2 separate regions of the Homo sapiens genome follow, and region 1 is linked to region 2. The links are chromatin loops, found by intact Hi-C in ENCODE. Cell type or tissue: transverse colon. All regions are shown on one strand. Links, peaks and the distances in the headings refer to the core of each region. The heading gives the core; the rest is flanking DNA. Region 1 overlaps FCHO1 (FCH and mu domain containing endocytic adaptor 1). Region 2 has its middle 15 kb from the start of MAP1S.

Region 1 (15,677 bases), core at 4,560-12,559, 62 kb after region 2:
GCGGTGGTGCCTGGTGCAGCCTCACCCGAGGATCTCCTGGGGCCAGCACTGTGCCAGCCTCATCCCAGCAAGACCCTTGGGAGTTGGGTGCTGTTGTTGTCCCCATTTGTCACACAAGGAAGGAAACTGAGGCCAGAGAGACGAAGTCACCAACCCAAAGTGACCCTGTACGTATAAGGAGATTGGACACTTGAACTTTGAAAATATAATTCCAAACACAAGAAGAGAAAATATAGGTGGAGCGTGGTAGCTCACGTCTGTAATCCAAACACTTTGAGAAGCTGAGATGGCGGATCGCCTGAGCCCAGGACTTTGAGACCAGCCTGGGCAACATAGCAAGACCCCGTCTCTACTAAAAATACAAAAAATTAGCTGGGTGTGGTGGCGCGCACCTGTGGTCCCAGCTACTTGGGAGGCTGAGGTGGGAGGATCGCTTGAGCCTGGGAGGCAGAGGTTTCAGTGAGCCAAGATCATACCACTGGACTCCAGCCTGGGCGACAGAGCAAGACCCTGTCTCAAAAAAAAAAAAAAAAAAAAGCCGGGTGCGGTGGCTCACACCTGTAATCCCAGCATTTGGGAGGCCGAGGCAGGCGGATCACAAGGTCAGGAGATCGAGACCATCCTGGCTAACACAGTGAAACCCCGTCTCTACTAAAAATACAAAAAATTAGCCGGGTATGGTGGCGGGCACCTGTAGTCCCAGCTATTGAGGAGGCTGAGGCAGGAGAATGGCGTGAACCCAGGAGACAGAGCTTGCAGTGAGCCAAGATCGCATCACTGCACTCCAACCTGGGTGACAGAGTGAGACTCCGTCTCAAAAAAAAAAAAGAGAAAACGTATTCCTGGCGAGCTGGAGGGAGCAACAGTGAAGTGGGGGAGGGGGTTGAGCAGGGTTAGGGAAGTTTCTAGAGCAGGTGGCAATGATCCTTGGGAAGTGGAAGGATGTGGATGGGTGGAAGGAGATGCAAGCTGGAGAGCTGATGGCGGGAATAGCCTGGACAAAATGTGGTGGTGGAAAGGCACTGCCTGTCTTTGCTATTTGCTGTTTTGTGGGTGAGGCTAGGAAGAAGCTAGGAGATGAGGCTGGAGCAGCAATTCCAGGCCATGGACTTGGACTTCAGCATCTGGTGGGCAATAGGGACCCATTGATGATTCTAGAATGAAGTGTGACCATTGGGAGATTTGGGCTTGAGGCTGACCTGGGTCTGCCCCAGTCTTGGCTTCGGTGTCTCCATTGGTGCAGCAGGAAACGTTACCTAGCAGTGACTTCTGGCTTTAACCTTCAGGCTTCTGGCCAAGTGTGGTGACTCACGCCTGTAATCTCAGCACTTTGGGAGGCTGAGATGGGAGGATTGCTTGAGTCCAGGAGTTCGAGACCAACCTTGGTAACATAGTAAGGCCGTATCTCTACTAAAAATAAAAAAAACTAGCCAGGCCTGGTGTCACATGGCTGTGGTTCCAGCTACTTGGGAGGCTGGGGTGGGAGGATCTCTTGAGCCCAGGAATTTGAGGCTGCAGTGAGCCATGATTGTGCCGCTGCACTCCAGCTGGGGAGACAGAGCGAGACCCTGTCTCAAACATAGAAAAATATGTATAACATTCAAGCTTCCGGGTACCTGGGAGGGTGAACCTGGTAGGTTGGAGGAGGGCACAGGAAACTACCATTTATGGAAAACCCGCCAAATGCTGCCAGAGGGATGGCTTCACTGATGTGTGTTGGGACTTAAATGGCATCAGATCCCTCCACAAGCCTTCTCTTCCAGTGTTATTATAAGACCTGATTTGGTGCTAAAATGTCCCCAGTTCCCTCAGACCCCAGCTGATTACCTTTTTTTTTTTTTTGAGACAGAGTCTTGCTCTGTCAGCCAGGCTGGAGTGCAGTGGCGGGATCTCAGCTCACTGCAACCTCTGCCTCCCTGCTTCAAGCAATTCTCCCGCCTCAGCCTCCCGAGTACTTGGGACTACAGGCGCCCACTGCCACGTCTGGCTAATTTTTGTATCTTTAGTAGAGACGGGGTTTCACCATGTTGGCCAGTCTGGTCTTGAACTCTTGACCTCGAGTGATTTGCCCGCCTCAGCCTCCTGAAGTGCTGGGATTACACGCATGAGACACCACACCCATCTAGTCATTGATTTTAAAGTTGTAATGGTGAGTTTTAAGTCCAAATCTAAAGGTGTCCAATTCCAACAGCGGGCGCAGAGGACCAGGTCTCCAAGGGGTGGAGAGAAGCGGGATCAGAAGGTGTGTATGAGGCCGGGCGTGGTGGTTCACGCCTGTAATCCCAGCACTTTGGGAGGCCGAGGCAGGCAGATCAGTTGAGGTCAGGAGTTCAAGACCAGCTTGACCAACATGGTGAAACCCTGTCTATACTAAAAATACAAAAATCAGCCAGGTGTGGTGGCACACGCCTGTTAAAAAAAAAATCCTCATGTTTAATCTATATTGGTCTTGCTTTTAGCCTTTTCCTCAGTTCTATTCATATTGTTTATTATTTTTTGTTTTCTGTAGATGGTCATATAATCTGGTCTCAATTATTTTTCTTACCTTACTGCATTTGCCAACACCTCTACATCAGCATTAAATATTAGCCATGATTTGAGGCATTCCTGCCTCATCCTGAAATATGTTGTGTCTCCTGTTTTGCCATCTTTTTTTTTTTTTTTGCATTGGGGGACAGAGTCTTGCTATGTCACCCAGGCTGGAGTGCAATGGCACGATCTCAGCTCACTACAACCTCTGCCTCCCGGGTTCAAGCGATTCTCCTGCCTCAGCCTCCGAATAGCTGGGGTTATAGGCATGTGCCACCACGCCTGGCTAATTTTTGTATTTTTAGTAGAGACGGGGTTTCACCATGTTGGCCAGTCTGGTCTCGAACTCCTGACCTCAGATAATCTGCCTGCCTCGGCTTCCCAAAGTGCTGGGACTACAGGTGTGAGGCACCGCGCCCGGCCTGATTACCATTTTTAATGGACAGCTTAGTAGTGTTCAGGCATGATGCCCTTCCCAGGTGACAGAATCTGGCCGGCGTTAAGATATAGTTGTTGCCTCATTTTTTCCTACTCCTTTCATGCGGCAGAGGGTCCCAATTTTCCATTGAGAGTGGCAGAAAAAGTTGCCCTTTAACATAAATGTCTTTGGGGAAGAAGCATAAGCAAATTTAAAACAAATGCTAACTATTAATAACTAATGTTACGAATTAGCAAAAACTAGAGTGGCCTTTGGGGCTTTGGGGAGCATTGACATGGATTATCTTGCTGCTTGTATCATCTCCATGTAAGAGGCAGATGTCTCCCAGGCTGTAGTGTAGTGACATGATTTTGGCTCATTGTAACCTCCGCCTCCCGGGTTCAAGTGATTCTCCTGCCTCAGCTTCCTGAGTAGCTGGGATTACAGGCACCTGCCACCATGCTTGGCTAATTTTGCATTTTTAGTAAACACGGGGTTTCACCATTTTGGCCAGGCTGGTCTCGAACTCAAGACCTCAAGTGATCTGCCTGCCTCAGCCTCCCAAAGTGCTGGGATTACAGGGGTGAGCCACCGCGCCTAACCTCCCTGCCCCATCTTAATGAGGAGCTCCTAAAAGCTCAGAGGGGGCAGTGACTTGCCTGGGTCACACAGTGCAGCCCTGGCCTCCCCCACCATGACAACCCCAGAAATTGGAGTAAAGAGATTTTGTGAAGGCATTCGCAGGCACCAGGGTAGAAATACTCAGTTCCCAGTGGCACTAACAGGTAACAGCAGAATCATTTGTTTATTTATTCAACGAACTCAAATGCCCTTTCTGTCTCTCATTCTGTGCTGGGCTTTGGTGGGTCCTGGGAGAGAACTCAAACCTGGACCCTAATTTGGGTTCTCATAGGCGGAATTTCCATGTTGACAAGAACAGAAAACACAACTACAGTGACTTAAGCAACGGGGACTGTATTGGCTTATAAGATCAAATGATTATGGGGGAATGTGGCTTTCAGGGTTGGTTTGATCCAGCAACTCAATTTAACACACTTTTTTTTTTTTGTAGCTAGTATAAATGGGATCACTTTCTTGATTTCTTTTCAGCTATATTTTATTAATGGTGTATAGAAACGCTACTGATTTTCATGTTGATATTTGTATTTTGCAATTTAACTGAATTTGTTTATCAGTTCTAGGAGTTTTTTGGTGGTGTGTTTAGGCCTTCCTATACATAAGTTCATGTTGCAAAGAGAGACAATTTGACTTCTTTTCATGTATATACATATATATATATATATATATACACACACACTTCCCCCCCGCCCTGAGACGGAGTCTTCCTCTGTTGCCCAGAGCTGGAGTGCAATGGCGTGATCTCGGCTCACTGCAACCTCTGCCTCCCACGTTCAAGCAATTCTCCTGCCTCGGCCTCCCAAGTAGCTGGGATTACAGGGGTGCGCCACCATGCCTGGCTAATTTTTGTATTTTTAGTAGAGACAGGGTTTCTCCATGCTGGCCAGGCTGATCCCAAACTCCTGACCTCATGGTCCGCCCGCCTCAGCCTCCCAAGGTGCTAGGATTACAGGCGTGACCCACTCCAATTTATTTTTATTTTTATTTCATTCATTCATTCATTCATTCATTCATTTATTTTGAGACAGTCTTGCTCTGATACCCAGGCTGGAGTGCAGTGGTAGGATCTCAGCTCACTGCAACCTCTGCCTCCTGGGCTCAAGCAATCCTCCTGCCTCAGTCTCCCAAGTAGCTGGGATTACAGGCACGCGCCACCACGCCTGGCTAATTTTTGTATTTTTAGTAGAGACGGAGTTTTGCCATGTTGGCCAGGCTGGTCTCGAACTCCTGACCTCAAGTGAACCACCCACCTTGGCTTCTCAAAGTGTTGGGATTACGGGCGTGAGCCACCGTGCCCAGCTCAACACACTTTTTTTTTTTTTTAAATATAAAAGCCCTCTGGTTCAGCTTCTTTCTAAGGTTCACGGTTTCCATTTGACTTCCAGTATCCCCTGTGGCCACATAATTCCTCATTTATGGAAAGACACAAAGAGAAAAGGGGAGGAGACTGAGACAGAAACGGCAGAGAGACTCAGAAAAACGGAGAGAAAGACAGAGACACAAAGACAGAAGGAGACAAAGACACAGAACAAATGAGATTCCTCCCCAGCAACTATAGGACAAAAAGAAAATCCCAGGCTTCTCTCTGATTGGACAAATTTAAGGTCCATAGACAATCCCTATGGCCCAGGGGAAATGCAGCAAGCTGATTCGCTCAGGCCCGAACAAGTCCCTACAGCCAAGGGGATGGACTTCTGCTCCTTGGCCACGCCCCCGTTGCTAAGCAACTATGATGTTCTCTCCATCCTTTCTCAATCTCTATTCCCATCCCCTGCAGGGCGAGAAAAATCATGGCTTTGAGGTCCTGTACCACAGCGTGAAGCAGGGGCCCATCTCCACCAAGGAGCTGGCGGACTTCATCCGGGAGAGGTGAGGTCCCCAAGCCCCATCCACCAGAGGCCACGCCCACCATCCTGTAGTCACGCCCACCTAATGGCTACGCCCTGCATGGTCAGGGGCTAGAACCCTGGGGATTCCAGGAACCAGAGGGGCTCGAAAATCCTGGAAATGACCGATTCTCAACCCGGTCAGGCCCATATCTCCTTTTAAACAACAATCACCTGATTTCGAAAGCTCCCCTCCTCAAAAGAGGATGATATAACCTACTCAAGGTTGGAATTTTTTTTTTTGGAGACAAGATCTTGCTTTGTTGCCCAGGCTAGAGTGCAGTGACCCAATCATAGCTCACTGCAGCCTCGAACTCCTGAGTTCAAGAGATCCTCCTACCTCAGCTCCCGAGTAGCTGGGACTATAGGCATGTACCACCACATCTGGCTTTTTTTTTTTTTTTTTTTTTTAAACAGAGTTTTGCTCTTGTTGCCCAGGCTAGAGTGCAATGGTGCAGTCTCGGCTCACTGTAACCTCTGCCTCCCGGGTTCCAGCAATTCTCCTGCCTCAGCCTCCCAAGTAGCTGAGACTACAGGTGCCTGCCACCACGTCTGGCTAATTTTTTTATTTTTAGTAGAGACGAGGTTTCACTATGTTGGCCAGGCGGGTCTCAAACTCCTGACCTCAGGCGATCCGCCCGCCTCAGCCTCCAAAAGTGGTGGAATTACAGATGTAAGCCACTGCACTCTGCCTTTTTTTTTTTTTTTCTTTTTGGAGACAGAGTCTCACTTTGTTGCCCAGGGTGATCTGATCATAGCTCACTGCAGCCTCGACCTACCGGGCCCAAGCGATCCTCCCACCTCAGGATCCTGAGTAGCTGGGACTACAGGCATGCACCACCACACCTATCTAAGTTAAAAAAAATTTTTTTTGTAGAGAAGGAGTCTCATTATATTGCCCAGGGTGGTCTCGAACCCCTGGGTTCCAGTGATCCTCCTGCCTCGGCCTCCCAAAGTGCTGGGATTACAGGCATGAGTCACCATGCCCAGCCTACTACTGTTGTTAATAAAATATATTACGTAAGAAAAAATCTTCTATGAATTTTCAAAACATCCCTCAGAGTGTTGTGTCATCCCCCCATTATGGAAAGCCACTGCTAAGGTGTTTGAGATGGGGAAACTGAGGCCCAGAGGAGCAGTGCCTCTCTCAAGGGTGTCTGAAAGCTTCTTCATCTTTTTTTTTTTTTGCGATGGAGTCTTGCTTTGTCACCCAAGCTGGAGTGCAGTGGCACGATCTCAGCTCACCGCAACCTCCACCTCCTAGGTTCAAGCGATTTTCATGCCTCAACTTCCCCAGTAGCTGGGAATTACAGGCATGCACCACCACACCTGGCTAATTTTTGTATTTTTAGTAGAGACAGGGTTTCACCAAGTTGGCCAGGCTGGTCTTGAACTCCTAACCTCAGGTGATCCGTCCGCCTCGGCCTCCCAGAGTGCTGGGATTACAGGCGTGAACCACTGCGCCCGGGCAGTTTCTCCATCTTTACCTCATTCTCCTCCCCAGGGCCACCATCGAGGAGACCTACTCGAAGGCGATGGCGAAACTCTCCAAGCTGGCCAGCAACGGGACCCCCATGGGGTGAGTGGGGTAGGGGTCACCAACATGGGGACATTGGGAGCCTCCTCCTTGGTGGACATCTCTTCACACTCGGTGCATGTAGAATAGAGTGTCATCCACCTCGATTATGGGGCTATTTGGATAGAGGGATGTATATCATTCATTCACACACTAGCTCATTCATTCATTCCACAAATATTTTTTGAGTGCCTTCTGTGTGCCAAGCACCAGCAGCAACCCAGACAGATAAAACCCCAGCCACCTTCATGCAATGTACATCTGGGCTGTGTGAGAAGAGAGATGTTAAATACAAACAAAAACATTTTTTTTCTGAGGTGAAAAGTGCTGGGAAGGGGGCCAGGTGCGGTGGCTCATGCCTGTACTCCCAGCACTTTGGGAGGCTGAAGTGGGCGGATCACCGGAGGTCAGGAGTTCAAGACCAGCCTGGGCAACATGGTGAAACTCCTCTCTACTAAAAATACAAAATTAGTCGAGTGTGGTGGCGGGTGCCTGTAATCCCAGCTACTCAGGAGGCTGAGTCAGGAGAATCGCTTGAACCCAGGAGGCGGAGGTTGCAGTGAGCCGAGATTGTGCCACTGCACTCCAGCCTGGGCAATAAGAGCGAAAACTCTGTTTTGAAAAAAAAAAAAAAAAAAGTGCTGGGAAGGGAATGAGATAGGAGTGTGAGAGATCGGGCACTTTCTCTGGGGTGGGCCCGACCTCCCTGAACTGAGACCTTAATAGAAAGGGGCAGGCCATGGGGATGTCTGAGGGACAGAGACCCGGGCAAGTGGCTCAGCCAGTGCGAAGGCCCTGAGTTGACAGGCGTGGCATGTTTACGGAAGAGTGAGGAGGCTGGCCTGGCTGCAGGGCTTGGGCAACGTGGAAAGGAAGTAGGAGGGGAGATGGCAGGGTGAGGCCTCAGGGGCCTGACACACAAATGACTTTGCATGAACCTTGTGCCCGGGCGCGGTGGCTCAAGCCTTTAATCCCAGCATTTTGGGAAGCTGAGGTGGGAGGATCACTTGAGGCCAAAAGTTCGAGACCAGCCTGGGCAACATGGAGAAACCCCTGTCTCTACTAAAAATGCAAAAATTAGCCGGGCATGGTGGCATGTGCCTGCAGTCCCAGCTATTTAGGAGGCTGAGGCAGGAGGATGGCTTGAACCCAGGTGATGGAGGCTGCAGTGAGCCATGATTGTACCACTGCACTTCAGCCTGGGTGACAGAGCCAGACCATGCCTCAAAAAAAAACAAAAATAAAAACAAAACACATAATGTGGTCCCCCGATGGCATTTGCAGTTTTCTTTGTGGCTGCTATGAGGCAAAAGTTCTGTGGGGCAGGCAGAAGTGGAGGCAGCAGGAGGAGAAGGTGGAGGGAGGCTGGATGGGGCTTCTGCTGAGTGGGGCAGGCCAAATTGACTCGATTGGGGCATGTGGTGTCTTAGTCACTCTTTTTTTTTTTTTTTTTTTTTTTTGAGACAGAGTCTCACTCTGTCGCCCAGGCTGGAGTGCAGTGGCGCGATCTTGGCTCACTGCAAGCTCCGCCTCCTGGGTTCACGCCATTCTCCTGCCTCAGCCTCCCGAGTAGCTGGGACTACAGGTGCCCACCACCACGCCCGGCTAATTTTTTGTATTTTTAGTAGAGACGGGGTTTCACCATGTTAGCCAGGATGCTCTCTCAATCTCCTGACCTTGTGATCTGCCCACCTCAGCCTCCCAAAGTGCTGGGATTACAGGCGTGAACCATTTTTTTTTTTTTTTTTGAGATGGAGTCTCGCTGTGTCACCCAGGCTGGAGTGCAGTGGTGTGATCTCGGCTCGCTGCAAGCTCCACCTCCCGGGTTCAAGCGATTCTTCTGCCACACCCAGCTAATTTTTGTATTTTAAGTACAGACGGGGGTTTCACCATGTTGCTCAGGCTGGTCTGGAACTCCTGACCTCAAGTGACCTGCTCGACTCGGTCTCCCAAAGTGCTGGGATTACCAGGGCCTGCGTTTAAATTCCAGCTCTAATGTTGATTTGTTGAGGGGCCTTGGGAGGAGCTATAGAGCTCCCTATGCCTCAGTTTCCCCATCTGTCACAGGCCCGCCTCTTACAGCTGCCATGGAGATTATATGAATTAGTATTCATTCATGTTTAGCAGGGCTCAGCGTGCAGCACATACCTGAGCCAGTGCCAGCGCTGTCCCGGGGTGGGGTGAGCCTGATGAACCCTGGGTGTGACCTTGCCCGCCCCCAGGACCTTCGCCCCGCTCTGGGAGGTCTTCCGCGTCTCCTCGGACAAGCTGGCGCTGTGCCACCTGGAACTGACACGGAAGTTACAGGATCTCATCAAGGACGTTCTCCGCTACGGCGAGGAACAGCTCAAGACCCACAAGAAGGTGTGTGTCGTGGGCGCCGCCCAGCGGCTGGGTGGGTGTGGAACACCGGCAGCTCACAGGACCCCAGATCTTCTGGGGCTTTATAACCTGCGGATGTCCGCCTCCGAGAATTCCGTTAATTCCACAACGTCAAGCCCAGGGTCTTACGGACCTGAGCGTTGTTGAATTTCAAACTTGCAAAATTCCAGACCAGGAGTTAGCACACTGTGGCCCACGGGCCAAATCCCGCCCACCCCCCACCAATGTTTGTACAGCTAAGAAGGGTTTTTTTTTTTTCTGCTTGTTTGTTTTTAAGAGACAGGGTCTCACTCTGTCACCCACATGCAGTGGCGTGATCAGAGCTCCCTGCAGCCTCAAACACTTGGGCTCAAGCGAACCTCCTGCCTCAGCCCCCACAGAATAGCTGGGACTACGTTGCACGCCACCATGCCTGGCTAATTTTTAAAAAATGTTTGGGCCTGGCGTAGTGACTCATGCCTATAATCCCAGCACTTTGGGAGGCTGAGGCAGGAGGATGGCTGGAGCCCAGGATCCTACAGGAGTTTGAGACCAGCCTGGGCAACATAGGGAGACCCCATCTTTACCAAAAAAAAAAAAACACCCAAAACTACCCAGGCATGATGGCACATGCCGGTAGTCCCAGCTACTCAGGAGGCTGAGGTGGGAGGATCACTTGAGCATGGGAGGTCGAGGCTGCAGTGAGCCATGATCATGCCACTGCACTCCAGCCTAGGCAACAGAGAAAGACTGTCTAAAAAAAAAAAAAAAAAAAACAAGAGAGAGAGATGGGTTATCACTGGTTTTTACATTATTAAAGGGTTAGAAAAAAATCTAAAGAAAAATAAAATTTCACCACATGTGAAAATTGTATGACAGTCACATATCAGTGCCAGTAAATAAAGTTTTATTGGCACAGAGCCATGCCCATTGATGTGCCTGTCATCTGTGGCTGTTTGGCACTGCAGCGACAGATTCAAGTGTTTGTATCAAGCCAAACACATTTGCTATCTGTCCCTTTACAGAAAACATTTGCCAACAGCTGTTCTAAAGCATTGGAAGTTACAGATATTCATATTTACTATTTTTACACTCTTATAAACCTAGAATCAGAAGAACCATCTTAGACTCTTAGAATTCCACAATATCCAAAGCTTATAATTGTAGAATCATAGATGCATTGTCTTTACAGAGTTCCAAAATCTGCATGTTTTTATGTCTTGTTTAAAAAGGGGGTTGGTAATACTTTGTTTTTGTTTTGTTTTGTTTTGTTTTTTTGAGATGGAGACTTGCTCTGTTGCCCAGGCTGGAGTGCAGTGTGCACAATCTCAGCTCACTGCAATCTCCATCTCTTGGGTTCAAGCAATTCTCCTGCCTCAGCCTCCCAGGTAGTTGGGATTACAGGTGTGCTGGTGCACGCCTGGCTAATTTTTTGTATTTTTAGTAGAGACAGTGTTTCACCATGTTGGCCAGGCTGGTCTTGAATTCCTGACCTCAGGTGATCTGCCCGCCTCAGCCTTCCAAAGTGTTGGGATTACAGGTGTGAGCCACCGCGCCTGGCTTTGCTGATTTTTAAATTTTTTGTATAGAAGGGATCTTGCTAGCCAGGAGCGATGGCTCATGCCTGTAATCCCAGCACTTTGGGAAGTTGAGGCAGGCATATCACTTGAAGTCAGGAGTTCCAGACCAGCCTGGCCAACATGGTGAAACCCTGTCTATACTAAAAACACAAAAATTAGCCAGACGTGGTGGCACACACACCTGTAATCCCAGCTACTCAGGAGGCTGAGACAGGAGAATGACTTGAGCCTGGGAGGTGGAGGTTGCAGTCAGTTGAGATCGCGACACACCACTCCAGCCCGGGCAACAGAGTGAGACTCTGTCTCAAAAACAAAACAAGGCAAAAAAAAAAAAAAGGAGAGAGAGAAGGGGTCCTGCTGTGTTGCCCAGGCTGGTCAAACATCTAACATATCTGCCTCAGCCTTCCAAAATGTTGGCATTACAGGCATGGGTCACTGTGCCTGGCCAGGAGTGAATTTTTAAGTGGTAAAAGCAGGCCAGGCGTGGTGTGCATGCCTGTAGTCCCAGCTACTTGGGAGGCTGAGCTGAGGTGTGAGAATTGCTTGAGCCTAAGAGTTAGAGACCAGTTTGGGCAACACAGTGAGACCCCATCTCTTAAAAAAAAAAGCTGGGCACAGTGACTTATGTCTGTAATCCCAGCACTTTGGGAGGCTGAGGCGGGCAGATCACCTGAAGTCGGGAGTTCAAGACCAGCCTGGCCAAAATGGTGAAACCCTGTCTCTACTAAAAATACAAAATTAGCCGGGCATGGTGGTGCATGCTTGTAATCCCAGCTACTTGGGAGGCTGAGGCAGGAGAATCGCTTAAACCCGGGAGGCGGAGGTTGCAGGGAGCTGAGATTGTGCCACTGCACTCCAGCCTGGGTGAAAGAGCAAGACTCCGCCTCAAAAAAAAAAAAAAAAAAAAGGCCTGGCACGGTGGCTCAAGCCTGTAATCCCAGCACTTTGGGAGTCCGAGGCAGGCAGATCACGAGGTCAGGAGATCGAGACCATCCTGACTAACACGGTGAAACCCCGTCTCTACTAAAAATACAAAAGAAAAATTAGCCGGGCGTGGTGGCGGCGCCTGTAGTCTCAGCTACTCAGGAGGCTGAGGCAGGAGAATGGCGTGAACCCGGGAGGCGGAGCTTGCAGTGAGCCAAGATCGCGCCACTGCACTCCAGCCTGGGTGACACAGCGAGACTTCGTCTCAAACACACACACACACACACACACACACACACACACACACACACACACACACACAAAACGGTGAGTTAAGCAACACAGTCTGCCACTGTTTGTCATAAAACTTGGGTTAGAACAAGCATCTTTATCCATATGCGGATTATTTCTAGAGAAGTATCACAGTAATAATTGGGGACTTCTAGGCTGGAGGGCCCATATATGGGAGGCTTTTTCCTGGCTTACCTCTTACAACTTTCTGAAATATGAACCATGTGTAAATAGTACTTTTTTTTAAAGTTAAAAATGTTTTGAAATGAAAAACGTACAGGCCGGGCGTAGTGGCTCACACCTGTAATCCCAACACTTTGGGAGGCTGAGGCAGGTGGATTGCTTGAGTGTAGGAGTTTGAGACCAGCCTGGGCAACATAGCAAGACCCCATTGCTATTAAAACACACACACAGAGGCCGGGCGTGGTGGCTCACACCTGTAATGCCAGCACTTTGGGAGGCCAAGGTGGGCAGATCACCTGAGGTCAGGAGTTAGAGACCAGCCTGGCCAACATGGTGAAACCCCGTCTCCACTAAAAATACAAAAAATTATCTGGGTGTGATGGTGAGCACCTGTAATCTCAGCTACTTGGGAGGCTGAGGCAGGAGAATTGCTTGAAACCGGGAGGCAGAGATTGCAGTGAGTCGAGATCGTGCCACTGCACTCCAGCCTGGACAACAAGAGCGAAACTCTGTCTAAAAAAAACCAAACCAAAACACACACACACACATAGAAAAAGACTGTGGAGCTGACATCACGTGGAGTGTTTGGGAGGTCAGGAATTTCACAGTCTACCCATGAAATCCCCTCCTACCCCGCAGTGCAAGGAGGAAGTGGTGAGCACCTTGGATGCTGTGCAGGTACTCTCGGGCGTCAGCCAGCTCCTGCCCAAGTCCCGCGAGAACTACCTGAACCGTTGCATGGACCAGGAGCGGCTGCGGAGGGAGAGTACCAGCCAGAAGGAGATGGACAAGGTGGGCTCACAGTGGGGGGGTTCTGAGGAATTTGCCGCGGGGCGGAGGGGCTGCCTGATCAGAGAGTGGAAACACATCCCAGAGCGACGGTCCTGGAACCTGTGGGTGATCACACCCTGGGTACCCCGAGGAGTTCACCTGCCAGGTGATGGGGCCTGGGGGAGGCCCCCTGAGTATCGCCCTCCCATCCCCGTTTCCTCCCTGTGCTTTGTAGGCGGAGACTAAAACCAAGAAGGCGGCAGAGAGCCTGCGGCGCTCAGTGGAAAAATACAACTCAGCCCGAGCTGACTTTGAGCAGAAGATGCTGGACTCAGCCCTGGTAAGAACCAGGCATCTGTACCTTTAAGACCCACACATGCCTTTGCCCTGGAGGTTATGGACTGCAGAAATCCCAGGCAGGGTGTGGTGGCTCACACCTGTAATCCCAGCACTTTGGGAGGCCGAGGCGGGAGGATCACCTGAGGTCAGGAGTTTGAGACCAGCCTGGCCAACATGGCGAAAGCCTGTCTCTACTAAAAATACAAAATTAGCCGGGCGTAGTGGCAGGTGCCTGTAATCCCAGCTACTCAGGAGGCTGAGGCGGGAGAATCACTTGAACCAGAAGGCGGAGGTTGCAGTGAGCCAAGATCGAGCCATTGTACTCCAGGTTAGGTGATAGAGTGGAACCCTGTCTCGAAAAAATAAAATAAATTCAAGCAGATTGGAATCTGAGGATTAGGAATCAGAACTTTTTTCAAGTTACAAGTGATAGAAGCCTTCATTCAAACCGACAGGTGTATATAAAAAAAAAAAAGAAAAGAAAAGAAAAAGGCTGGGCGCGGTGGCTCATGCCTGTAATCCCAGCACTTTGGGAGGCCGAGGCAGGTGGATCACGAGGTCAGGAGATCGAGACTATCCTGGCTAACACGGTGAAACCCCCTCTCTACTAAAAATACAAAAAAATTAGCCGGGCGTGGTGGTGGGTGCCTGTAGTCCCAGCTGCTCAGGAGGCTGAGGCCGGAGAATGGCGAGAACCCAGGAGGCGGAGCTTGCAGTGAGCCGAGATTGCGCCACTGCACTCCAGCCTGGGCGACAGAGCGAGACTCTGTCTCAAAAAAATAAAAAATAAAATAAAAAATAAAATTTAAAAAAACTGACAAGCTCAGGGAACTGTAAAGTTTTATTTTTGAGTTGTGGAGGTTTCAGTCATAGCTGAATCCATGTGCTCAAATAGTGCTGGCAGGAAATTGTGAATTTCTGCTTCTTTTATTTTTTTGAGATGGGATCTCTCTGTCACTCAGGCTGGAGTGCAGTGGCGTGATCTCAGCTCACTGCAACCTCCGCCTCCTGGGCTCAAGTGATTCTCCTGCCTCAGCCTCCCTAGTAGTTGGGATTACAGGCACGTGCCACCACACCCAGCTAATTTTTGTATTTTTAGTAGAAACGGTTTCACCATGTTGCCCAGACTGGTCTTGAATTCCTGACCTCAGATGATCCACCTGCCTTGGCCTCCCAAAGTGCTGGGATTACAGGCATGATACACCACAGCTGACCACTATTTCTGCTTCTTAAGTCTGTTTTTCTCTCTGGGGACATCACTCCCACACAGACATCCCCTTGTGTGTGTGTGTGTGTGCATGTGTGTGCAAGCATGCACATGTGTGCATCAAACTGGGCACCAGCAACCCCCACTTACATCCCATCAGCACATTGGCTCAGGAATGGAAGTGCCTTTTCCTGTAGAGTCAATGAAAGTCCTAGGGCAGACTCTCATTGGCCCTTCCCCAAATCAATCACTGAGCCAAGGGCTTAGGGTATTCTGATTGGTCAGGCTGAGTCATATGGCCACTTCTTCTTGGCCCTGACCTCCTTTCCACCTGCCTCTGCCCTCCTGCTTCAGCGCTTCCAAGCCATGGAGGAGACACACCTGAGGCACATGAAGGCACTGCTGGGCTCATATGCTCACTCGGTGGAGGACACGCACGTGCAGATTGGGCAGGTGAGTTGGGCAGGTGTGAGGAATGAGGCTGGGGTCACTGCTGGGCAAAGGGGCCTTGACCAGTTACACACCCCGCCCACCCGGCACAGGTGCATGAGGAATTTAAGCAGAACATCGAGAACGTCAGCGTGGAGATGCTACTCAGGAAGTTTGCAGAGAGTAAGGGCACAGGCCGGGAGAAGCCTGGTGAGTCAGGGCAGCCATTGGGGGTCGGGCTTCGGGGCCACAGCTGCAGACAGGCATGTGCCACCATGCCCAGCTAATTTTTTTTTTATTTTTTTATTTTTAATAGAGACGAGGTTTCACCATGTTGGCCAGGCTGGTCTCGAACTCTTGACCTCAGGTGATCTGCCTGCCTCGGCCTCCCAAAGTGCTGGGATTACAGGCGTGAGCCACTGCACATGGCCAGGCCTTGGTTTCTTCATGGGAAAAATGGGCTGCTGACAAGTCCAGCTCTCCAGCCTGATCTTATGTGTAAATGTCTTTGAACCAGATCCCAGAGGAGCCTTGAATGCCAGGC
Region 2 (15,677 bases), core at 3,587-11,586:
CCTCAGCCACCCCAGTAGCTGGGACTACAGGTTTATGTCACCATTCTTGACTAATTTTTTATTTTTTGTAGATACGGGGTCTCCCTATGTTGCCCAGGCTGGTCTTGAACCCCTGGGCTCAAGCGATCCTCTTGCCTCATCTCCCAAAGTGCTGGGATTACAGTCGTAAGCCACTGTGACCAGCATCTATCAAGCTTTCTCAACTTTTTGTAAACCCAATAATTAGATGTGCACATTCTTTGGGAGTTTATTGCGTATGAGGATGTTATCTGCAAATAAAGACACTCTTTTTTTTTTCTTTTTCCTTTTTTTTTTTTTTTTTGAGGCAGGGTCTCGCTCTGTCACCCAGGCTGGAGTACAGTGGTGCGATCTTGGCTCACTGCAACCTCTGCCTCCTGGGTTCAAGCAATTCTTGTGTCTCAGCCTCCCACATAGCTGGGATTACCCTCCCCAGGCTCAGGTGATCCTCCCACCTTAGCCTCCTGAGTAGCCAGGACTACAGGTACACACCACCATGCCCAGCTAATTTTTTTTTTTTGAGATGGATTCTCACTCTGTCCCCCAGGCTGGAGTGCAGTGGCGCAATCTCGGCTCATTGCAACCTCCACCTCCCTGGTTCAAGCAATTCCCCTGCCTCAGCCTCCCGAGTAGCCGGGATTAGAGAAGGGACAAGAGTGAGTCCAGGTCAGGCAAGCCACCACGCCCAGCTATTTTTTGTATTTTTAGTAGAGATGGGGTTTCGTCACATTGGCCAGGCTGGTCTCGAACTCCTGGCCTCAAGGTCTCGAACGCCTTGGCCTCCCAAAGTGCTGAGATTACAGGCGTGAGCCACCGTGCCAGGCCTAAAGACACCCTTAATTCCTCCTTTCCACTCCTCAGAACTTTCATTTCTTGTTTTCTTTAGTAAAATGCGCAGCACCATGTTAACAGGCATTCCTGCCTTGTTCCAATTCTGAAAGAGAATGTTTCAACGTTCATCATTGATCATTTGGATCCAATTAATTTTTAAGCCCTGGTGCCTCATTTCATTCCCACCAACAGCATAGCTCGGCTGATTCGAAAGGTATTGATTTGAGCTGTCTCCTCCTCCCTCCAATTAATTATGCCATGCTGCTTCTGTCTTCTCTTGCCCTCTCTTCTCTGTGGCCCCCTCTTTTTTTTTTTAGACACAGTTTTCCTCTTGTCATCCAGGCTGGAGTGCAGTGGCATCATCTCAGCCTGCAACCTCCGCCTCCCAGGTTCAAGCGATTTTCCTGCCTTAGCCTCCCAAGTAGCTGGGATTACAGGCATGAGCCACCACACCTGGCTAATTTTGTATTTTTAGTAGAGACGGGGTTTCACCATCTTGGCCAGGCTGGTCTCGAACTCCTGACCTTACGTGATCCACCTGCCTTGGCCTCCCAAAGTGCTGAGATTACAGGCGTGAGCCTCCACACCCGGCCGGCCCCCTCTTTTATTTATTTATTTATTTACTTATTTTTGAGACAGTCTTTGTCACCCAGACTGAAGTGCAGTGACAAGATCTCGGCTCACTGCAACCTCCATGTGGCCCCCTCTTAACTTCATTCCCCTCCAGGTGCATCTGCATTTGGAGCCTTTGCAAACCCTGTGTGACTCTCTGTGTCTTTCCATCTCTCTTCTCTTGGCTTCCAATTTCATGCTTTCTCTCCACCACCCTAGGAAACCCACAAAGAAAAATAATGGAAAGAGAAGTGATGGGAGATAATGTACAGGCTGGTGAAAAGTACAACCCCCCCACCTGCAGAGTGAGGCTACCACTGCCAGCAAATGCAGACACATCATTCCTGCCTTGCTGAGCTCCAGGGCTTCCCCAGGGACCCTGCTCTTATCAAAACCTGCCCACCCCCGGTGCCAAAAGCAGCGATGAAAACATCTGGGCTTTAGATGAGAAGAGTTTCACGGCACAGCATCTGTCCAGCTCAGCTTTTGAATGGAGAATGAATGGTAAGAGCTTTTTTTCTTCTTTTTGTGAGATGGTGTCTCACTCTGTCGCCCAGGCTGGAGTGCAGCGGCACAATCACGGCTCACTGCAGCCTCGACCTCCCCAGGCTCAGGTGATCCTCCCACCTTAGCCTCCTGAGTAGCCAGGACTGCAGGTACACACCACCATGCCCAGCTAAGTTTTTTTTTTTTTTTTTGAAATGGAGTCTCTGTCGCCCGGGCTGGAATGCAATGGCGCAATCTCGGCTCATTGCAACCTCCACCTCTCTGGTTCAAGCAATTCCCCTGCCTCAGCCTCCCGAGTAGCTGGGATTACAGGCGCACGCCACCACACCCAGCTAATTTTTTTTGCATTTTTAGTAGAGAAGGGGTTTCACCATGTTGGCCAGGCTGGTCTCAAAGTCCTGACCTCAGGCAATGTGCCCCCTTCGGCCTCCCAAAGTGCTGGGATTACAGGCATGAGCCACCGCGCCCGGCCCCAGCTAATTTTTTGTACTTTTGTAGAGATGAGGTTTCATCGGGTTTCCCAGTCTGCTCTTGAACTCCTGGGCTCCAGCAATCCTCCCACCTTGGCCTCCCAAAGTGCTGGGATTACAGGCATAAGGTACCCGCACCCGGCTGGGCAGAGCTTTTTCTAGCAGCCCCAATCCAAGGCAAACTTGCTTGGTCTTCAGATAAATTCCCAGTCCTTACGGGGTGCATTTGATGTTCCTGGCACTGTGCAAAGCTCCATGGAGTAGACGGATACCGATGAGACGTCAATTTGTTCAGCCAGCGTTTGCTGGTGCCATCTGGATGCTGGGAACTAAGCTTGTCACCAGGTTCTGCCAGGCGACATTGTCCCTAGCATGGGAAGTGGGAATGAACAAGCAGGCAGAGGAAGTCAAGGACGATTATGAGGCGATGGGAAGGGTCTGGTGACAGAGAGGGATGGAAGGGGTGGGGGAATCTGCTTCCCGGAGGAGGCAACACGAGAGCCAAGATGTAAAAGAGGTGGAGCCAGGCAGGGAGAGAGATGAGGGACAGGCATTCACAGGACAGGTGCAAAGGCCCTGAGGTGAGGCTGTGCCTGGTGTGTTGGAGAAGCCGAGAAGGCTTGTGTGAATGAGTGAGGGGGAGAGAGGAAAAGAGAGAAAGGGGACCGGACATGGTGACTCACCCCTGTAATCCCAGCACTTTGGGAGGCCAAGGCGGGCAGATAACCTGAGGTCAGGAGTTCGAGAGCAGCCTGCCCAACATGGTGAAACCCCGTCTCCACTAAAAAATTACAAAAATTAGACAGGGGTGGTGGTGCACGCCTGTAGTCCCAGGTACTCCAGAAGCTGAGGCAGGAGAATCACTTGAGCCTGGGAGGCAGAAGTTGCAGTGAACAGAGATTGTGCCACTGCACTCCAGCCTGGGCAAAACAGCGAGACTCTGTTTCAAAAAAAAAAAAAAGAAGAAGAAGAAGAAGAAGAAGAATAGAGAGAAAGGGAACTGCGGGGGAAGGTCATTCAGGGCCTCAGGGCAGGGGATGGAGAAGGCTCTGGAATTTACTCTGAGATGGACAGACAGAGAGATGGAGAGAGAGTGACTGAGAAGGAAGAAGAGATGGGGGTTCAGCTCTGCAAGACAGGGCTGAGACTCCAGCCCAAGCCTAAGTGGCCACTGAGGTCTTGTTCTAACCCGTGTCTCCCCACCCCCAGACCTCTCTCTGATGCCCCCAACTGCACTGGCAGGGAGTGACCACCTTGAACGGAAAACGGAATCAGAACACTGTGGGCACTCCATAAACATGAGTGAGTCAGTACGTGGTGGAGGGAGTGAGGGAGGGATGGAGTCGGGGGCGGGGAGGGGGGCAGGTCAGCAGGGATACAGACTATGCCAGGCCTCCTGATCACAGGAAAGAGTGTGGGCTATACTATGAGGGTAATAGGGAGCCACGGGAGGGCTTTGAGCAGAGGAAGGGCGTGATCTGCTTTATGATTTTTTTTTTTTTGAGATGGAGTCTCGCTCTGTCGCCCAGGCTGGAGTGCAGTGGCGCGATCTCGGCTCACTGCAAGCTCTGCCTCCCGGGTTCACGCCATTCTCCTGCCTTAGCCTCCCAAGTAGCTGGGACTATAGGTGCCCACCACCACGCCCAGCTAAATTTTTTTGTATTTTTAGTAGAGACGGGGTTTCATATGTTAGCTAGGATGGTCTCGATCTCCTGACCTCGTGATCTGCCCATCTTGGCCTCTCAAAGTGCTGGGATTACAGGCGTGAGCCACCGCTCCCGGCCTGCTTTATGATTTTAAGAATCCATCTGGGGCTCCCTAGGGGAGCAAGGATGGCTGGGGGCAGGAGTGTAGGTGGCAGGGAGCCAGGACAGCATCCACACAAGATACAGCAGGCCCCTTAGGAGCTCAGGGAGGCTCAGTTTCATTCTGGAGCCGGAGACTGCAGGACCTGCTGATGCACTGAACATGCAGGGTAAGGAAAGAGAAGGGACAAGAATGAGTCCAGGTCAGGTGCAGTGGCTTATGTCTGTAATCCCAGCACTTTGGGAGGCCGAGGCGGGAGGATTCCTTGAGGGAGACCAGGATTTTGAGATCAGCCTGGGCAACAGAGTGAGACCCCATCTCTACAAAAATTTTTAAATGAGCTGGGCATGGTGGTGTGTGCCTGTAGTCCCAGCTACTCAGGAGGCTGCAGTGGGAGGACTGCCTGAGCCAAGGAGATGGAGGCTGCAGTGAGCTATGACTGCACTACTGCACTCCAGCCTGGGTCTAGGTGACAGAGTGAGACTCTGTCTCTTTTTTAGTTTGTTTGTTTTGTTTTGTTTGTTTGAGACAGAGTCTCCCTCTGTTGCCCAGGCTGGAGTGCAGTGGCACAATCTCGGCTCACTGCAACCTCCGCCTCCTAGGTTCAAGCGATTCTTGTACCTCAGCCTCCTGAGTAGCTGGGATTACAGGCACCCGCCACCACGCCCCACTAGTTTTTTGTATTTTTAGTAGAGACAGGTTTTCACCATGTTGGCCAGGCTGGTTTTGAACTCTTGACCTCAAGTGATCTGCCTGCCTCAGCCTCCCAAGGTGCTAGGATTACAGGCATGAGCTACCACGCTCGGCTGACCCTGTCTCTTAAAAAAATAAAATAAAGAGGGCCGGGCGCGGTGGCTCACGCTTGTAATCCCAGCACTTTGGGAGGCCGAGGCAGGTGGATCACGAGGTCAGGAGATCGAGACCATCCTGGCTAACACAGTGAAACCCCGTCTCTACTAAAAATACAAACAATTAGCCAGGCATGGTGGCGGGCGCCTGTAGTCCCAGCTACTCACGAGGCTGAGGTGGGAAAATGGCATGAGCCTGGGAGGTGGAGCTTGCAGTGAGCCGAGATGGCGCCACTGCACTCCAGCCTGGGCAACAGAGCAAGACTCCATCTCAAAAAAAATAAAATAAAATAAAATAAAGAGCGTATCCAGGAATCAGGACCCAGGCTACTGTGTGATAGTGGAGGCACCAACAGGATGGAGAAGGGGCAGATCTCAGGGCGAGTAACTATTCTAAGAGCCAGGTTTTGGCCTTGTGAGTGTGAAATGCCTGCAAGGCACTCAGTGGAAATATCCAATGCCATTGGATACTGAGGCCTGGAGCTCTGGGGAGATGCAGGCTGGAGACACCAATGGGATAGTCGACAACACGCAATGAGGTGTGGCTATTTGGGGCAAGGGCATAGATACAAGGTCAAGGGACACCCTGCTCTTCCAGGACTATCAAAGCCAAGACATCACACCCAGGGGTCCACCCTTTACAACTCTGTCCATGCCCAACGCCAGTCCCTGTTATCAGGTCAGCAGGAATGCTACCTGCAGGGAACATGGAATTCAGTGTCCTTGGGCTTACCATAGGTGCTCCTCTTCTTCTCTCAAGTGCCTATTTATTTATTTATTTATTTATTTATTTATTTATTATTTGAGATGGAGTATCACTCTGTCACTAGGCTGGAGTGCAGTGGCGCAATCTTGGCTCACTGCAACCTCTGCCTCCTGGGTTCAAGCAATTCCCCTGCCTCAGCCTCCCGAGTAGCTGGGACTACCATGCCCAGCTAATTTTTTTTTTTTTTTTTTTGTATTTTAGTAGAGATGGGGTTTCACCGTGTTGGCTAGGATGGTCTCAATCTCCTGACCTCGTGATCCACCCGCCTCGGCCTCCCAAAGTGCTGGGATTACAGTCAAGTGCTCATTTATAGATGGGGAGACTGAGTTCCTGAGAGTTTGGGGCAGCAGGCAGCGGGGCGGGGGAGGGGGACAAGGCTGGGACGTGAAGTGGGTCTGGAGTAACTCTCAGAATAGGCCGTTTCTGCAATGCAGACGTCTGTGTAATCGTTCATTCATTCAATGAACGTAGTTTGGATCCACACCCTTGCCCATCTCGCGCTGATCTGAAAGGGGACGTTTCTGTTAGGTGTGGTGGCTCACGCCTGTAATCCCAGCACTTTGGGAGGCCAAGGTGGACGGATCACCTGAGGTCAGGAGCTGCAGACCAGTCTGGTCAACATGGTGAAACCCCGTCTCTACTAAAAATACAAAAAAAAATTAGCTAGGCGTGGTGGCGCCTGCCTGTAGTCAGTCCCAGCTACTTGGGAGGCTGAAGCAGGAGAATCACTTGAACCTCAAAGGCAGAGGCTGCAGTGAGCCGAGATCACGCCACTGCACTTCAGCCTGGGTGCAACAGAGTGAGACCCCATCTCAAAATAATAATAATGATGATGATAATAATCATAATGATGAAAGGGGCATTTCAACGTTCACCATTGAGCACTCGGATCCAATTAATTTTTAAGCTCTGGTGCCCCATTTTCTTCCAGCCAACAGCTCAGCTAATTCCAAAGCTATTGATTTGAGCCTTCTCATCCCTCCACTTAATTATGCCGGTGCTGTCTGTATCTTCTCTTGCCCTTTTTTCTCTGCGGCTCCTTCTTTGCCAAGGTCAAGGGTCCAGCGAGCAAGGAGGATCTCGCTCAGCACAGGGAATTGGAGGAAGGACATTCCTGGCCGAGGGCAGGGTGTGTGCAAAGGCTCTGAGATTGGACCTCTTATTGAACTTAATTGTAGCTGTCAGGCTGCCTGGGGCAGAGAAATCGATGAGGGCAAACTTGGCTTATCGCCTATAAAATGAGGATAAAAAATAATGGTTTCTGCCAGGTGCGGTGGCTCAAGTCTGTAATCCCAGCACTTTGGGAGGCCAAGGCGGGCAGATCACCTGAGGTCAGGAGTTCAAAACCAGCCTGGCCAACATGGTGAAACCCTATCTCTACTAAAAGTTTAAAAATCAGCTGGGCGTGGTGGCGGGCGCCTGTAATCCCAGCTACTCGGGAGGCTGAGGCAGGGGAATCGCTTGAACCCAGGAGCCAGAGGCTGCAGTGAGCCGAGATCGCGCCACTGTACTCCAGCCTGGGCAACAGAGTGAGGCTCTGTCTCAAAAACAACAACAATAACAACGACAACAGATAATAATAATAATAATTAATAATAATGGTTTCCCAGAGAATTAAATGGGACAAAGGCAACATCAATCTTTTGAAAGTTCCAGGCCCTGCCCTGCAGGGATGTAGGGTGGAAATAACACTAGGCTGCAAAATGACTGGATGGGCCTGGAGTGGTTGGATGGGATTGGATGGATCATAAACAAAAGTGATTGGATTGGTCAAGAGGAGGAGACGGAGGCAGGAAATAAAGGCAGACAAAGGAACGTAATAGGTTCAGACCCAATGGAGGCGAGGTTCCGGACTCAGAGAGGGGGCCTCAGCCCAAAGTTCCCAGAGTGGCCAGCTGGGGGCAGCATAAGCCATTAGGCCATCCCAGGGCTGGGAGCAGAGGGGAACCAGGGACCCTCTGTGACCCTCTGACGGAGGTTAACTTATTTGACATGTGCCTGCAGTGTGCCAGACATGGAACAGAACTCTACAAGCACTCATTTAATCCCCATAATAGAGTTTGCAGATGGGGAAACTGAGAACAACAACGTTAAGTTGCTCACCCAACGTCACACATCAGGGGAGTGGCAGAGCTTGGATTTGAATTTAGGAAGCCCAGCTGAGGCCCTTAACCTCTGCACTCTACTGGCTCTCCTTCCCCTAAATCTCCTAAAATGACAGTTTAAAACTTTTTTTAAGGTGGCGCCGGGTGGGGGGTGGGGGGCGGGTGTGGGTAGGGCACGGGCATGGTGGCTCATGCCTGTAATCCCAGCACTTTGGAAGGCCAAGGCGGGCAGATCACTTGAGGTCAGGAGTTCGAGCCCAACATGGCCAACATGGTGAAACCCCGTCTCTACTAAAACTACAAAAATTAGCCGGGTGTGGTGGCGCCTGTAGTCCCAGCTACTCGGGAATCTGAGGCAGGAGAATCACTTGAACCTGGGAGACGGAGGTTGCAGTGAGCCGAGATCACGCCACTGCTCTCCAGCCTGGGGGACAGAGCGAGACTCCGTCCCCCACCAGAAAAAGTCAGGCCAGACGTGGTAGCTCACACTTGTAATCCTAGCACTTTGGGATGCGGAAAGATTGCTTGGGCTCAGGAGTTCAAGACCAGCCTGGGCAACAATAGTGAGACCTCATCTCTACTTTATTTATTTTATTTATTTATTTATTTTCTGAGTCAGAGTCTCGCTCTGTCACCCAGGCTGGAGTGCAATGGCACAACCTTTGGCTCACTGCAACCTCTGCCTCCCAGGTTCAAGTAATTCTCCTGCCTCAGCCTCCCGAGTAGCTGGGATTAAGGCGCCTGCCACTACGCCCAGCTAATTTTTGTATTTTTGGTAGAAATGGGGTTTCACCATATTGGCCAGGCTGGTCTCGAACTCCTGACTTCGTGATCTGCCTGCCTCGGCCTCCCAAAGTGCCGGGATTACAAGCGTGAGCCACCACGCCAGGCCCTCTACTTTAAATATGTATATATTTTTTAAGTCAAAAAAAGCAAGGGCTCCCTCTCAACACTCTTTCTGTGTATCTCACTTATATGTCAACTCTGGAAGTGGGTACCATCATTTCCATTTTACAGATGAGGAAACTGAGGCACAAAGGAGTGAGCTGAGGGCCAGGTGGTGTTATGTCCAATGTAAGTATCCTAAGAGCATGTGAAATGAATTTTTGGTTGGGCCTGGCTTGGAAAGGGGCCAGCACGAACCTTGTCTTCTGCAGCCTCCAGTACCTCCGCTGTCGCCACTGGATCCAGCCATGTCCCTAGACCCGCCCTAGCTCAGGGCTACACCCGGACTCACTCTGATCCTCCAAGTCCTGTTTCCCCACTCTAGACTGGCTGGAGACCTCGTGGACTCACAACCAACCTAAGAGGTTGAAGTAGGGAGGGGAGAGAACACTCACCGTGGGGCCTCTCTTTCCTTTGACCCGTGAGAAAACCATAGACCAGGGATGCCAAGGCATTTGCCCAAACCACCCAGGTAGTAGGAGACATTGCTGGACCCCAACTCAGGGGTTTGACTTCTCATATCTATAGGACCACCATAAGGGGACTGTCAGGCAGGCCTATCTCAGACCCTTGGTGCCCGCAGCTGAAAAGCACTCTGGGGCCCTATGAAAATGCTTTACCGGGCCCGGTGGCTCACGCCTGTAATCCCAGCACTTTGGGAGGCTGAGGTAGGCAGCTCACCTGAGGTTAGGAATTTGAAACCAGCCTGGCCACCATGGCAAAACTCCATCTCTACTGAAAATACAAAAATTAGCTGGGCGTGGTGACATGTACCTGCAATCCCAGCTACTCTGGAGGCTGAGGCAGGAGAATCGCTAGAACCTGGGAGGCGGAGGTTGCAGTGAGCCGAGATGACGCCACTGCACTCCAGCCTAGGGGATAGAGCGAGACTCTGTTTCCAAAAAAAGAAAGAAAAAAAGAAAAAGAGAAAGAAAGAAAGAAAACGCTTGAGACCCAGAGGCCTGTTCACTTTGGCTCCAAAATGCAAAAAGAGAACTGCAAAGTCCAAATGAATCGATGTTTAATTACATTCAGACACAGGATGTCACCTTTATTTGGGTTAAATTCAATGCATCTAGAAACAGCCCCGGGGTTGGTTCACTATCCCTAGGAAGACCTCAGGCAGATTGCTACCAGCTGCCAGAGAGCTACTTGTAGCCAGTAGATTTCCAAAATAAAATGATAAATTACAAGAATTAAGTAATACCAGGTGAGCGCTTAGCATATGCAGGGTTACACCCTCGGGCTGTTTTAACTCTTTTAATCCCCACAGCGACCCTACCAGTTCAATTGATGGCGAAACCAAGGCCCAGGGAGGTCGCACCTCTGGGGAGAGACAGAGCTGAGATTTGAACCCCACCAAGCTTGGTGTCTGTGCCCTTGACTCCTCAACCTCACGTTTTACAATAGGGTCATTAGTAGAAAGGGAGGTGCGGGGACGTTGGTGACCGTTAGACTTGCTGCGGGTCTGGATGTCGACACATGGTGCTGCTTGGGGGCCCAGACGTGAGCAGGAATTGGAAACTGGGTCTGGACCCAGGTTGGTCACCTCCGCCGGGGTAACAACACTGCGCGCCACTTTGGTAGGTCGCATCCAGCTCGGGATCTGGACCACGTGGCTGGGATGCAGCACAGCCCCTGACCACGCCCCTGTGACTGCCGCTGCCTGGACCACGGCTGGCGACCAATGAGAAGGCGCACATCAAAAGCTCCGCCTACAAGGCCGTTCTTGCTTGCTGATTGGCCATTTCAGCTTCCCATCACCTCTCCCATCCTCTGGCCTACAGCCTCCCTGGAATTTTTCCCACACATCTCCCCCGCAGGCCTTTGCACACGCTGTTCCCACAGCCAGAGATACCTTTTCCCCTCTTCTCCGGGATAAACTGCTTTATCCCCCCTTCTCTGCTAAGATGGCCCCTCCTCCAGGAAGCCTTCCCTGACTCCCAAAAGTGAGTGGAGGAGGTCAGCTGCTCTCATCACATTAGTTTTCTTATTTGCCTCCCAAGCAGGCTATAAGCTTCTTAGAAGCCAGGACTGGGTCTCAGATAGCTTTGTCTCTCCATTGCCTCACATAGTAGGTACTCAAGAAACGTATGTCAAATGGAATAATTAATGAATTAATCTGGTCTCAAAGATTGAGGAGCACTGAGCTAGCAGTTAGGAGCTAGGAAATCCTGAAGGCAGGGCTGGGACACCCGCTGCTGGCTTGGCACAGAGTCTAACACACAGTGAGTGCTCAATACATGTGTGTGGAATAGAGGAGGGAAGGGACATGTACATCATCCCTGAGGACGGCCCACAGTATGTGCTTGATGTTGGCTCACTGCACCATTTCATAGTCCCCCACAGCCCCAGGGACCTAAGTCAGTCTTATCACAGTTCCAGCCTGTCCAGTTGGCCACCTCTTTCCCCATTTGCCCCCCATAGCCAGCCCTGAGGATGGTGGCGGGAACATGGTTTCACTCTGTCGCCCAGAGTGGAGTGCAGTGCTGTGATCTCGGGTCACTGCAACCTCCACCTCCGGGGTTCAAGCAATTCTCATGCCTCAGCCTCCCAAGTAGTTGAGACTACAGGTGCGCACCACCACACCTGGCTGATTTTTGTATTTTTAGTAGAGACAGCGTTTCTCATGGTGGCCAGATTGGTCTCGAACTCCTGACCTCAAGTGATCTGCCTGCCTCAACCTCCCAAAGTGCTGGGATTACAGGAGTGAGCCACCACACCCAGCCCAAGCCATATATTTCAAAACAAAAATATTCAGCCGGGCCCGGTGGCTCACACCTGTAGCCCTGGCACTTTAGGAGGCTGAGGCAGTGGATCACAAGGTCAGGGGTTTGAGACCAGCCTGGCCAACATAGTGAAACTCCATCTCTACTAAAAATACAAAAAATCAGCTGAGTGTGGTGGTGGGCTCCTGTAATCCCAGCTATTTGAGAGGCTGAGGCAGGAGAATTGCTTGAACCTGGGAGGCAGAGGTTGCAGTGAGCCGAGATCATGCCACTGCACTCCAGCCCGGGTGACAGTGCGAGACTCCATCTCAAAGAAAAATTATATTTATATATATAATATATATAATATACAATATATAGTATATATACTATATTATATATTATATATAGTATATACGATATAGTATATATACTATATATATCATATATACTATATATAGTATATATACTATATATATCATATATACTATATATAGTATATATACTATATACTATATACACTACAGTATATATTTTATATACTATATATACTATAGTATATATTTTATATAGTATATATACTATAGTATATATTTTATATACTATATATACTATAGTATATATTTTATACAGTATATAAAATATATACTATATAAATTATATATACTATATATTGTATATATTATATATACAATATATAATATACGTATATATAATATATAGTATATAGTATATATAATATATAAATATATAATATATAGTATATAGTATATATAATATATAAATATATAATATATAGTATATAGTATATAAATATATAATATATAGTGTATATATAATATATAAAATATATACTATATAATATATATTATATAACATATAAAATATATACTATATAATATATATTATATAACATATAATACATATTACATATATAACATATAATATATTACATTATGTATAAATATATAATATATATTCACCATCAACTTCCACTCTGTGAGAATCAATTGCAACCACACTCTCTTCTCCCAAGAGACCCCCTGTGGTCCCCTTCAGAGCCCCCAGTTCCTCTACCCAGGGCACCTCCTGCTTTCACCCCTTCTTCCAGCCCATTCATGATCACCTGGAGAGTCTGTATCTGGTTCTGTCTCCCTGAGCCTGGAGGATCCTTGAGGCCAGGCTGGAGTGAGAGTAGCACAGAGGGTTTGGCTGGTGGTAGTGGGGAGGGGGATTGTTGAGTAAATGAATGCATCATCTGACTGGCAAACTCCCACACACTCCTCGAAACCCCAGTTGCAAAGTCTCGTTTTTCAGGATAAGTTCCCTGTCTCCCCAGACATAGTCCCCACTTTCCCAGCTCCTGGCTTCACCCTCTATCCCAGCCCTGACATCACAGAGATGGGGGACATCTGTGTCCAGCTGATCTTCCTCCAGACAGATGTCTCCTTGGGCACCAGGACTGAGACCGCTTGGGTATGCCAGCATCACCCAGCACAGGAAAGTTGTCAGGGAGTGTTTATTGAATGAATGAATGAATGGATGGATCTCTTGCAGGGCCTACAGTCAGTTCCCCTGGGTTCACATCCCAGTCATTGCACAGGTCACTGAATCTGTCCCTTGATGTCTCTGACCCTCACTTTCCAGGCAACTACATGTGTTTACTCGAAGCCCATGCCCCAGGTGGTTGTGAAGATAAACTAACACACAAATCTTGTGACTAAAGGGACGTCAGGCTCCCTGGCATCCCAGAGCAGGAGTGAATTTCACCCAGAACCAGCAGCTCTGTCCTCCCCCTGCCACCCCACAGGTGAATCGCCCCACCACTAGCATCAGCACCCAGAACAGGAATGTTGTCAACACAAGTGCTTAGTGAATGCTGATACATAGGGTTGGCCTGAGGACGAGGCAAGGAGACAAGAAAGGTGGCTATTAAAAATCTAACAACCTGAGCTTGGTACAGTGGCTCATGCCTGTAATCCTAGTGCTTTGGGAGGCCAAGGTGGGAGGATTGCTTGAGCCCAGGAGTTTCAGACCAACCTGGGCAACATAGTGAGACCCTGTCTCTACCAAAAAAAGAAAATTTTTTTTTTCAAATTAGCTGGGCACGTTGCCATGCACCTGTAGTCCCAGCTATTCAGGAGGCAGAGGCAGGAGGATCACTTGAACCCAGGAGATCAAGGATGCAGTGAGCCATGATCATGCTCCTGGACTCCAGCCTGGGCAAGAGTGAGGCCTTGCCTCTTATAAAAATAAAAAAAACGTGTCTGGGTGTGGTGGCTCACACCTGTAATCCCAGTGCTTTGGGAGGCCGAGGTGGGCCAATCACATGAGGTCAGGAGTTCGAGACCAGCCTGGCCAACATGGTAAACCCCATCTCTACTTATAATACAAAAATTCACTGGGCATGGTGGTGGGCACCTGTAATCTCAGTTACTCGGGAGGCTGAGGTGGGAGAATCGCTTGAACCTGGGATGTGGAGATTGTAGTGAGCCGAGATCATGCCACCGCACTCCAGCCTGAGCAACAGGGTGAGACTCCGTCTCAAAAAAAAAAAAAAAAAAATCTAGACCCGGTGTAGTGGCTTACACCTGTAATCCTAGCCCTTTGGGAAGCCGAGGCAGGTGAATCGCTTGAGCTCAGGAGTTCAAGATGAGCCTAGGCAACATGGCGAAACTCCCTCTCTACTAAAAATATGAAAATTAGCCAGGTGTGGTGGCGTGCACCTATAGTTCCAGCTACTTGAGAGGCTGAAGTGAGAGGATTGCTTGAACCTGGAGGAAGAGGCTGCAGTGACCTGAGATGATGCCACTGCACTCCAGCCTGGGTGACAAAGTGAGACCCTGTCTAAAAGAAAAAAACAAAAAGGCCAGGCGTGGTGGCTCATGCCTGTAATCCCAGCACTTTGGGAGGCCAAAGCGGGCCGATCACGAGGTCAGGAGATCGACACCATCCTGGCTAACATGGTGAAACCCCGTCTTTACTGAAAATACAAAAAAAAAAAAAAAAAATAGCTGGGCATGGTGGCGGGCGCCTGTAATCCCAGCTACTTGGGAGGCTGAGGCAGGAGAATGGCGTGAACCCGGAAGGCGGAGCTTGCAGTGAGCTGAGATCACGCCACTGCCCTCCAGTCTGGGCAACAGAGCAAGACTCCGTCTCCAAAAAAAAAAAAAAAAATCTGACAACTGAAATGTTGGTAGGAAACAGCCTAGATATTTGTTATCCAGCCATTCCAACCCTGGGTACTCACCGGAGAGACAGGGGGTATATTCACCAAAAGATACGTATAAAAAGGCTTAAAACAGCTTTTTTCTTTAAAGATTTTTTGAGACACAGGATCTCATTATGTTGCCCAATCTGTTCTCGAACTTCTGGCCTCCAGCAATCCTCCTGCCTCGGCCTCCCAAAGTGCTGAGATTACAGGCGTGAGCCCCCACGCCTGGCAATCAAAACAACAACTTTATCCACAATTGTCAACACCTTGTTGAGGCTCAGAAAACAAACCCCTAAAATGAAGGTCTCAGAAACACCAGATTTTCTCTGACCTTCTTCGCTGTCTCCGAGGACCCTTCCCCTCCGCCAGGGTTACCACAGAAACTAGAATTATTTTCCCCAAAGTAGGACAGAGAAACCAGAACTCCTTTTCCCCAAAGCCAGCCATAAGCCCTAAAAATATGACTAACTTGCCCTCTGCCCTTCTGTGTAAAAACTGGCCATAAAGAAATTGGCCGGGCGCATGGCTCACGCCTGTAATTCCAGCACTTTGGGAGGCAGAGGCAGATGGATCATTTTAGGTCAGGAGTTCGAGACCAGCCTGACCAACATGGTGAAACCCCATCTCTACTAAAAATACAAAAAAAAATTACCTGGGCACAGTGGCATGCGCCTGTAATCCCAGCTAATTGGGAGGCTGAGGCAGGAGAATCACTTGAATCTGGGAGGCAGAGGTTGCAGTGAGCCGAGATCACACCACTGCACTCCAGCCCGGGAGACAAGAGTGAGACTCTGTCACAAAAAAAAAAAAAAAAAAAAGAGAAATGATCTAACCTACCTTGTTTGAC

The links. Peaks named below come from ENCODE experiments on the same cell type or tissue, not always from the same donor. Only the 100,000 strongest peaks of a DNase experiment are listed, where the experiment ranks them.
Region 1: a loop joins it to region 2, with 5 times the contacts of the local background. A loop is called at or near these places in 80 of 110 quality-filtered maps.

Annotation. Positions count from the first base shown.
Region 1 is chr19:17,757,399-17,773,075 of GRCh38, forward strand. FCHO1 (FCH and mu domain containing endocytic adaptor 1) reads left to right here. Exons shown (of 29, transcript NM_015122.3): 5 at 5,364-5,455; 6 at 6,977-7,051; 7 at 9,271-9,412; 8 at 13,027-13,179; 9 at 13,394-13,498; 10 at 15,059-15,157; 11 at 15,247-15,343. Among named protein-coding and RNA genes, the nearest start is that of FCHO1, 14 kb to the left of the region's middle. RefSeq lists a silencer at 1,129-1,329 and an enhancer at 8,820-9,357. In transverse colon, for the core only: a CTCF peak has its summit at 9,436; DNase peaks (open chromatin) are centred at 5,289, 7,913 and 9,333; H3K27ac peaks cover 1,854 bases.
Region 2 is chr19:17,696,306-17,711,982 of GRCh38, forward strand. No RefSeq gene overlaps it. Among named protein-coding and RNA genes, the nearest start is that of MAP1S, 15 kb to the right of the region's middle. RefSeq lists a silencer at 5,054-5,281. In transverse colon, for the core only: a CTCF peak has its summit at 7,757 (motif pointing right); a DNase peak (open chromatin) is centred at 7,732; H3K27me3 peaks cover 2,954 bases.